Regions from separate parts of the Homo sapiens genome. Here region 1 is linked to region 2. Evidence: chromatin loops called from intact Hi-C (ENCODE). Cell type or tissue: sigmoid colon. All regions are shown on one strand. Links, peaks and the distances in the headings refer to the core of each region. The heading gives the core; the rest is flanking DNA.

Region 1 (4,391 bases), core at 256-4,255, 90 kb before region 2:
TCACAGTGGAAGAAAGGAACAGTGTTCTAGCTGGCCACATTTCCAGATTAGGAAATAAATCTACATAAAGCAAGGTCAAAGGGAGGCCTGTTTTCTTTGAAAATGGCATACAAGAAGGATTTATATATATGTATAAACTTTAATATATTTATCAATCATGCATTTTATACCAAAATCCTTATTAACTGCTAGTTTCAGATATATAGCCAGATCATGGACTGAGAAGGCAAGATTGATGGTATAAAAAGGGACTGGGAAAAAATATCTGGCTCACGATTTTCAGCATTTGGAGATCAGCTTGTAGAAAGAAGGGACAGAGTCTGTCTAGCACCACTGTGAGCCATGGCAGAAAGCAGGACAGAGACATGGGGAGAGAGAGTGAAGCCAGAAAAAGAAGGTGAGAGCCCCTCAAATAGAAACCATAGTGCACACGGCATCTGGAAGCAGAGGGCACCACCTACACATGGAATGTGTGCAGTCATAGTCACACTCTTAGTCCTTGGGCAAGAGACCTGAAACACAGTCTCACACTGATGAGACTCACGAACTGGCGTGAGGAAGGGAGAGAGCTCAGGGGCTCACATATTAATACTGTCTGCTTATATTTTCATCCCTTGCCAGATCCATGAGCTCTAGACCCAGGTTAAAAGAGTGCAAAGGTAGCAAAGTCCCGCTAAGGGTGAGGGTTCCTTGGGCCCGGGCAGCCAGAGTTCGGGGCTTCTCTCTGTGATTCTGCTGCTCCTTTACTTTCTGCTGAACCCACCACTGTGTAACTCCCTCACATCCATTTGTGCAGCTCATCCACCCTTTAAAGGGCTTCTGGAACCTCAAATTAGACATGAGACTATCACCAAGAAATCAACTCTGAGCACAAATGTCACCCTTTATGTCATCCATTCCATTCCTTCTACTTTGGCCAAAATTCTCCCTTGCATTTCACAGACGGAATCCGTTCCTAAGATTCCTTTCTCTCGAGCATTTTTTTTTTTAAAGAACTGTTAACAAAAATAGGTTGTTGGAAGCTACTCAGAAACCACATACAGAAATTAAACTACTAACAGCCACATCTGAGAATCAAAGGAGGGGATCTCAAAACCCACCAAAGTTTTTTTTAAAAAGAACAATTTCAGGTCTGTAAGAAGGATTAGCCATGAAATAATTTGCCATGTTACACACAAGAAAATCAGGCTAAAGGGCAGAGAGGAGTTCCAACTGGAAGGAAAGACACTGAAATCACACGGCAAGGAGTGGCTTAGTATTGCTAAAGCAGTTAGGATCCTGCTCCCACAAACCTACACGTACTCTTTTATTTTATAACCAATGGCCAGTTCTAATCAGCTGCTCTATTTAAGGTGACATAAACTATGGGTCATGCTTATGACCCATATCTTGAAATATATCTGAAAGCTTCTGTCATTTTCAGAAAGTAAAGGCAGGGTCAAACTGCCTTTTTTTTTTTTTGGTCTCAAATGTCTGAGAAGCCACATTAAGGCCGCCTTCGACTGGAAAAAAAAAAGAACAATATCCTACCTCAGATGGCAGCTACCTTGCCAGTGGCGGTTCCTGGCGCCAGTGTCTTCTCTGGTCTTTTGACCTGGGCCAGAGGACACCTTCAGGTCAGCAAGCCCTCCCTGGAATGCCTGAACAAGCCACGGCAGAGTGGCCTGTGGGGTGTATTTTCAGAAGCCAGCCTTCAGCTCCCTGGTTTAAAAGAGTACAGGCTGGCTTTAGTAAAAATAAAACCTGAAGGAAGGCTGGAGATTTCAGACCAGGCTCCTGAGTGTTCAATCCTGGGAAGAGCAGCCACATTGAAGTGAGCTCTGCTCTCCAGTAAGATGCCAAGCACATGCTTCCCGGCAATCCTGTGAGGGGGGGCGGAGAAAGGTGCCAAAGCCCAGCCCCGGGCCCTGTAATATGATGGCACAGGAGTGCGGTGACAATGAACAGGAGGCAGAGCCCGCGCCAAGTCTGTCTGTTCATTATGGCCTAAAGCCCTCCTTATCAATTATAGCACTTACTATGGCTACCTAGGAACTTGGACACACACAATTTTGGTTTTTAATGTGGTTTTTTTTTTTTTTTTTTGGAGACGGAGTCTTGCTCTGTTGCCCAGGCTGGAGAGCAGTGCCGCGATCTTTGCTCACTGCAACCTCCACCTCCTGGGTTCAAGTAATTCTTCTGCCTCAGCCTCCCGCGTAGCTGCGACTACAGGCGCACGCCACCACACCTGGCTAATTTTTGTATTTTTAGTAGAGACGGGGTTTCACCATACTGGCCAGGCTGGTCTCGAACTCCTGACCTTGTGATCTGCCCACCTCAGCCTCCCAAAATGCTGAGCCACCACGTCCGGCCTTAATATGCTTCTTAAAGTGAATTTAGATCAGGCGCAGTTGACTCACACCTGTAATCTCACCATTTTGGGAGGCCAGGATGGGTGGACTGCTTGAGCTCACAAGTTTGGGACCAGCCTGGGCAACAGCGAAACCCCATCTTTACCAAAAATTAAAAATTAGCCAGGCATGGTGGCACGCGCCTGTAGTCCCAGCTACTTGGGAGGCTGAAGTGGGAGGACAGCTTGAACACAGGAGGTGGAGATGGTGCCATTGCACTCCAGCCTGGGTGACAGAGTGAGACCCTGTCCCAAAAAAAAGAAAAAAAAAGTGAATATAGTGTTACCAGAAGACACTGGAATAATGTCACTCTCTTTCCTAGAAAACACACCAGAGCCCCAGGCCCCCCGCACCCACCCCTGACAGAAACTGGACAAGGCACTGACTGTGGTGGTGAAGAAGAGAAAACACCAAGCCAGCATGGGGGAGGGGGACAAGACCACCATGCTGCATACTTGCTGTGCAACACAGGCAGATTCATTCACTACTTGAAACTAAGCACACTCACCTCAGAATGGGGATGATCGCTCCAATAGGAAAATGCATAGGAAAGCACTTTGTAAATATGAAAATCTTGAACAACTGTGCTGTTGAATCATAAACTGACTGAAAAAAGGCAATTCCCAGAGAGGATTTCAGAAACGTTCCAAGCAATAGCAGCCAAGCTGGCAGCTTTAAGGGCTCGTCATGTTTGAGTATGTTTGGTAGAAAGACCAACCGTATTCCTTCACACCCACACCAGGGATCACCTCAGATCCTGGATGTCGTGCACTCATCCACTCAACTACACTTCTCAAGTGCCCTCTGGTACCAGGCACTGGGCTAGGGCTGGGGTGGAGGGCAATGAACGAAGGAGAAAAGCTGTCTGACCTCATGGAGGCAGCCCCTATGGAAGACTGACAATATACAAAGAAACACAAAAATTAAATAATTGTGATAATGAAAGAAACAATCAGTGTGAAACAACACAGAGTAGTGGGCTGTCCAAAGTACAAGCCTTGCCTGAAGACTTCATTCAAAGTCAAAACAATTCAAACTGCTGTGCTGGCCGAACACCGCACCTGGCCGAGGCCACTGCTGGTTTGTGACTCCTAAATCAGATTATTGTCTTTAAAAATTACATATAACAACAGCAACAAGACAGACAAGATGCCAACATAAATATGAGGTCAGAAATCTAGGAGTTCAGGAATCTAGTTTAAAAGGAGATGCTACAGCGTCAACTAGAGTATCTAAGAGGAACTATCTACAGGCATCAGTTTCAGAAACTTAATTAAGCAAGGCTGGCCCAGTGGCTCATGCCTGTAATCCCCAGCTACTCAGGAGGCTGAGGCGGGAGGACTGCTTGAGCCCAGGAGTTTGAGACCAGCCTGGGCAACAGAGTGAGACCCCGTCTGTATAAAAAAAGTGAAAAAAGTAGCCAGGTGTGGTGGCATGCACCTGTGGTCCCAGCTACTCAGGAGGCTGAGGTGGGAGGATTGCCTGAGCCCAGGAGTTTGAGGTTATAGTGAGCTATGATGATGCCACTGCACTCCAGCCTAGGAGACAGAATGACACCCTGTCTCAAAAAAAAAAAAAAAAGCACAACAATTGACAATATCTGCACTCAAGATTGAGCAGCATAGCCAGGTGCTGTGGCTCATGCCTGTAATTTCAGCCCTTTAGGAGGCCAAGACAGGAGGATCACTTGAGCTCAGGAGCTTGAGACTGGCCTGGGCAACATGGTAAAACCCCGTCTCTACCAAAAATACAAAAATTAGCAGGGCATACTGGCACATGTCTGTGGTCCTAGCTACTTGGGAGGCTGAAGTGGGAGGATCACTTGAGACCCAGAAGTAGAGGCTGCAGTGAGCTGTGATCACACCCTAAGGATGTGGAGCTTGGATATCAGTGAATCAACAAGACCCAGCCCCTGATGCCACTGTGTGTGTGGACTAAGCCAGTGAGGAGAACAATCAGTAACAAACATTTAATTACCATGTGGCAAGGGCTACAAGGAGG
Region 2 (4,391 bases), core at 233-4,232:
TGCTGCACAAAAGCTGTGAGCCTTCTGCCTGGGGAACCCCTGCAAAAAGTGCTAACAGGCGTCTGTGGACCCTTGCCAGCAGGGATGGTAGGATTGCTTCTAGGCAGGTCTCGTTTAAATTTAAAAGGAGTGCAAGTACATATAGGAGTCATTAAGATTACAATGGGGAAATTCAAATTGTTATAACTACTTCTGTTCCCTGGAAAGCAGAGCCAGGAGAGCATACAGCATAGCTCCTTGTTGTGCCGTATATGGAAATGGGGAAAAGTAAAATTAAATGAACAGGAGGATTTGGAAGCACAAATAAATAAGGCAAAGCAGCTTATTGGCTAAATCAAATTACTAATAAACGTCCTACCTGTGAAATAACTATTCAGGGAAAGAAATTTAAAGGATTGGTAGATACAGGAGTGGACATTTCAATCATTTTTCTACAGCACTGGCCGTCCGCGTGGACAATTCAACCCGTATCTTTAGAAGCAGCACTCCCTTTCCAGTGGCAAAATCTGTAAGGTTTCCTAGGGCTTCCATAATAAATTGCCACATGCTTGGTGGCTTAAAACAACAGAAATTGATTCTCTCATGGTCCTTGGGGCCAGAAGTTTGAAATCAAGGTTTTGGCAGGGTTATGCTCTGACAGCTCCATGAAGAATCCACTGTTGCCCCTTCCTGATTCTGCTGGCTGCCAGCAATCCTTGGTGTTCCTTGGGTTGAATCACCCCAACCTCTGCCTCCGTCTTTACATGGTCTTCTTTCTGTGCACCTGTTTGTCATCAAATCTCTCTCTTTGTGAGGAATCAGCCATTGGATTTAGGGCCCATCCTAATCCCGTATGACCTCATCTTAACCTCATTACATCTGCAAAGACTCTATTTTCAAATAAGTACCAGAGGTTAGGACTTTAACATATTTTGGCAGGAGTGGACATAATTCAACCCACAACAAAAATCTCTGGATCTTTGACATTCTGTTGCATCCTGCAGCTGACACTCTCCAATGACTGTTGTGATTTCTTGATGCCAACAGTTGGATGGATACAAACCCAGATACCACATGGCTTTTTGGTCAGTATCTCCAGAAGACTCCAACTTTTTCCTGCTAACGTGGACTCCCATTTCCCTGCCTGGTGCATATATTAACTATTTGACCTGACCAGAATCCCAGCTCCCAACTCTCCTGTTTTGTTTTGGCTTTTTTTGAGACAGGGTCTTGTCACCCAGGCTGGAGAGTAGAAGAGTGATCACAGCTCACTGCCACCTCAACCTCCTGGGCTCAAGTAATGCTCTTGCCTCAGCCTCTCAAAGCAGTGGGATTACAGGTGTAAGCCACCACACTGGCCCCAACTCTCTCTTCCTGATACAAGTAATTTTGGGCATCCTCCTTCCCACTCAGTGCAGCTGTGTGGGGCCTGCTTGTCAAGGTGCCTGTCCTCCCCTGGCCAAGATGGGCTGGGTGACTCAAGTTAGCCAATCAGACTCTTCCTACTAGGGCTTTGACACCTAGGTAGAGTAGCAAGATGATGGAAAAATAGATGGGATGAATTCAACTTTGTTTTGTGGTCCCCCAGGCCACTCTCAGGTTTGATGATTCGCTAGGAGGGCTCACAGAATTTGGAAAAACTGTTATGCTCACAGTTACAGTTTATTATGGGAAAAGAATACATCAAAGACTTGCCAGAACTTGGGGATAAAAAGAATACAGATTAAAATCAGCATAGGAAAAAGGGACAATAGGGCAGAGTTCAGGAGAAACCGGGGTGAACTTCCAGGAGTTCTCTGCGGAGTCACATGGACAACACTTAGTCCTCCCAGCAACAACGTGTGACAATAATACACACCAATTACTGTCAATGAGGAAAGCTTACCCAAGTCTTGGTGCCAGGATTTTTATTGGAGGTCAGTCATATAGGCATGGAGCATCTACATGACTGGCCTTAGCAATTTATTCCTCAGTTCCCCACCCATCCAGAAGTCAAAGAGATACAGCATGGCCCAGGGCTCCCAGCAAATAAAAACAGGTCTTCCCCATAAACCACACTGTTAGCATAAGGTGTAGGCAGGGCTGAAGTCTCAGGTCACAAAGGTGCTCTCCTCAGGCATATTCCAAAGACCCAGAAGTTAGCTCCCCAGAGCTGGTCAGGGGCCAGTCCTTCCTTCGGAATGTTCAGGATTTGAGCAACCTAGTTCCACCGAGGTAACCCTTTTTAGCACACACTTGCTCCCTGATACTCAACATTTCATGAGAGGAGAGGGAGTTTCTACTCCACTCCTCAGAATGGAGATTGGTGGGGAAAACATATATCTTATGCGAGGCCGACTGACTTACCTGATTGTGGAGGTTTGAGGGACAAAACTGAGCTTGTCCTGTTCAGTGCTCCCTTAGGATCCCCGCGCAGCACTTCCGGCTTGCTCTCCGCCATGTTGGATCTCAGGCTTGCACACCCATTCCTGCCCGGGGGCTTTTGTCCTCGCTGTTCCCTCTGCCTGGAATGCTCTTCCTCGTGCATCTCCGTGGCCTCCTCCACTTCATTCGGGCTTCACTAAACTTCATAGGGGCCAGAATACATTTTCCTCATTATCACATTGGCTGGTTGTTCCTAATAGAAAAATAGGTCAGCAGCCTCGCTGGAGGGAACTGGGCAGCCGTGAGTCAGGGGAAGAGCATGTGTCTGCCACAGCTCGGCTCTCACTGCTGCTGTAGAGCCACTGCCTCCAGGCCCAGCTGCAGCTGCTTCTGTTAATTAATCTTCTTTCATTTGTTGGGGCTGAACAAGACCCACCCACAGACCACATGGGCCTGAGGATTAAATTTTGTATGGTGCAGAAAAATTTCAAATGGGAACTAACATGTCTGTGACAAGTGGAATTGTGGCAGAAAAGGCTAGCTGTAGCCCATATCCATTCTCCCCTTCAACTCTTAGTGTTATAACAAAAGAATCCTTGAGTTTTAACAAGGTTGGCAGAGGCTCAATGTTGCGGAGAAAAGAGGCTACAGACTCGTAATTCAAAAGCAAGACTTTGCTGTTTATAAGAACTGCATCGGCCGGGCACGGTGCCTCACGCCTGTAATCCCAGCACTTTGGGAGGCCGAGGCAAGTGGATCACCTGAGGTCGGAAGTTCGAGACCAGCCTGACCAACGTGGAGAAAATGGTGAAACCCCATCCCTCCTAAAAATACAGAATTAGCCAGGTGTGGTGGCGCATACCTGTAATCCCAGCTATTTAGGAGGCTGAGGCAGGAGAATCGCTTGAATCTGGGAGGCAGAGGTTGTGGTGAGCCAAGATTGCACCATTGCACTCCAGCCTGGGCAACAAGAGTGAAACTTCATCAGAAAGAAAGAGAGAGGGAGGGAGGGAGGGAGGAAAGAAGGAAGGAAGGAAGGAAGGAAGGAAGGAAGGAAGGAAAGAAAGAAAAGCTGGGAGGGAGGGAGGGAGGAAAGAAAGAAAGAGAAAGAAAGAGAGAGAAAGAAAGAAATTTGGGACTTTTGGGGTTGGCAGTATTTAGATGAGATTTTGTAACTGGAGTTGATAATGGAATGGGTTCAGACTTTTAGGGGTGTTGGAATAGGGTGACTATACATTGCAAGTGGGAAGAACATGAATTTATGGGAACCAGAGGGTAGACTATTGTGGGTAGATTCATATCTCTGAAAAAGATCTGTTGAAGTCCTGTTGTTTTAAGCCACCAACTTTGTGTTGATTTGCTATGGCAGCCACAGGAAACTACTCCAGCGGTCAATGTGAAAGGGTTGTCAGTGGGAGGCCAGGCTCCAGCAGGGGCCAGCATGCAGGAGGCTGTTCCCCAAAAGGGCTGTATGTGCAAAGTGGCCCCCAAATGCCAGAGGAGCCAAAAAACCAAAGAATGGGGCAGACATTCAGTTGTCGGTATAGGGTGATTTATTAGGGGCATTTATAGACAGAAGCGTGGTCTTGGGTGGCCACAAGACAGGTAGATCCTCACGTTGCAATCCCCCAGATCCAGGTCTTATGTCTTGGGGAAGAAGCATAGTGCTCTGGAAGGAGTGTGTAGGTGGCTATGGGCATCACAGCCTATGATGTATGCAACAACATCCAGGGTTGTTTTGGAAGAAAGGTGAATCTTACAGTGACTAGGTGTTTCTACGTAAAAAGCAATATGTCAACCCCACATTTTGGAGGCATTCCTGGACTCAAGAGTTAGTCAGAAGTGGCATGGTGGATTAGTATTTAAAAGAGTCATGCTTGACCCCACAGATGGAAGTTCTTAGATAAGAACTTATAAGAGCAAGGCAGGCCGGGCATGGTGGCTCACACCTGTAATCCCAGCACTTTGGAAGGCCAAGGAGGGCAGACCACAAGGTCAGGAGTTTGGGACCAGCCTGGCCATTATGGTGTAACCCTGTCTCTCCTAAA

Evidence for each region. A loop is a pair of places that touch in the nucleus more often than their neighbours do. Peaks named below come from ENCODE experiments on the same cell type or tissue, not always from the same donor. Only the 100,000 strongest peaks of a DNase experiment are listed, where the experiment ranks them.
Region 1: it touches region 2 in a loop (2.8-fold over the local background); 1 of 110 quality-filtered maps calls a loop at or near these places.

What each region holds. Positions count from the first base shown.
Region 1 is chr17:21,163,611-21,168,001 of GRCh38, reverse strand. All of the region lies in intron 1 of DHRS7B (dehydrogenase/reductase 7B), which reads right to left. Among named protein-coding and RNA genes, the nearest start is that of DHRS7B, 39 kb to the right of the region's middle. In sigmoid colon, for the core only: no CTCF peak of the experiment used is centred there; a DNase peak (open chromatin) is centred at 1,881.
Region 2 is chr17:21,073,892-21,078,282 of GRCh38, reverse strand. It overlaps LINC01563 (long intergenic non-protein coding RNA 1563), which reads right to left and starts at 2,727. Exons shown (of 2, transcript NR_110896.1): 1 at 2,326-2,727. RefSeq lists an enhancer at 2,546-3,046. In sigmoid colon, for the core only: no CTCF peak of the experiment used is centred there; DNase peaks (open chromatin) are centred at 2,672 and 3,042.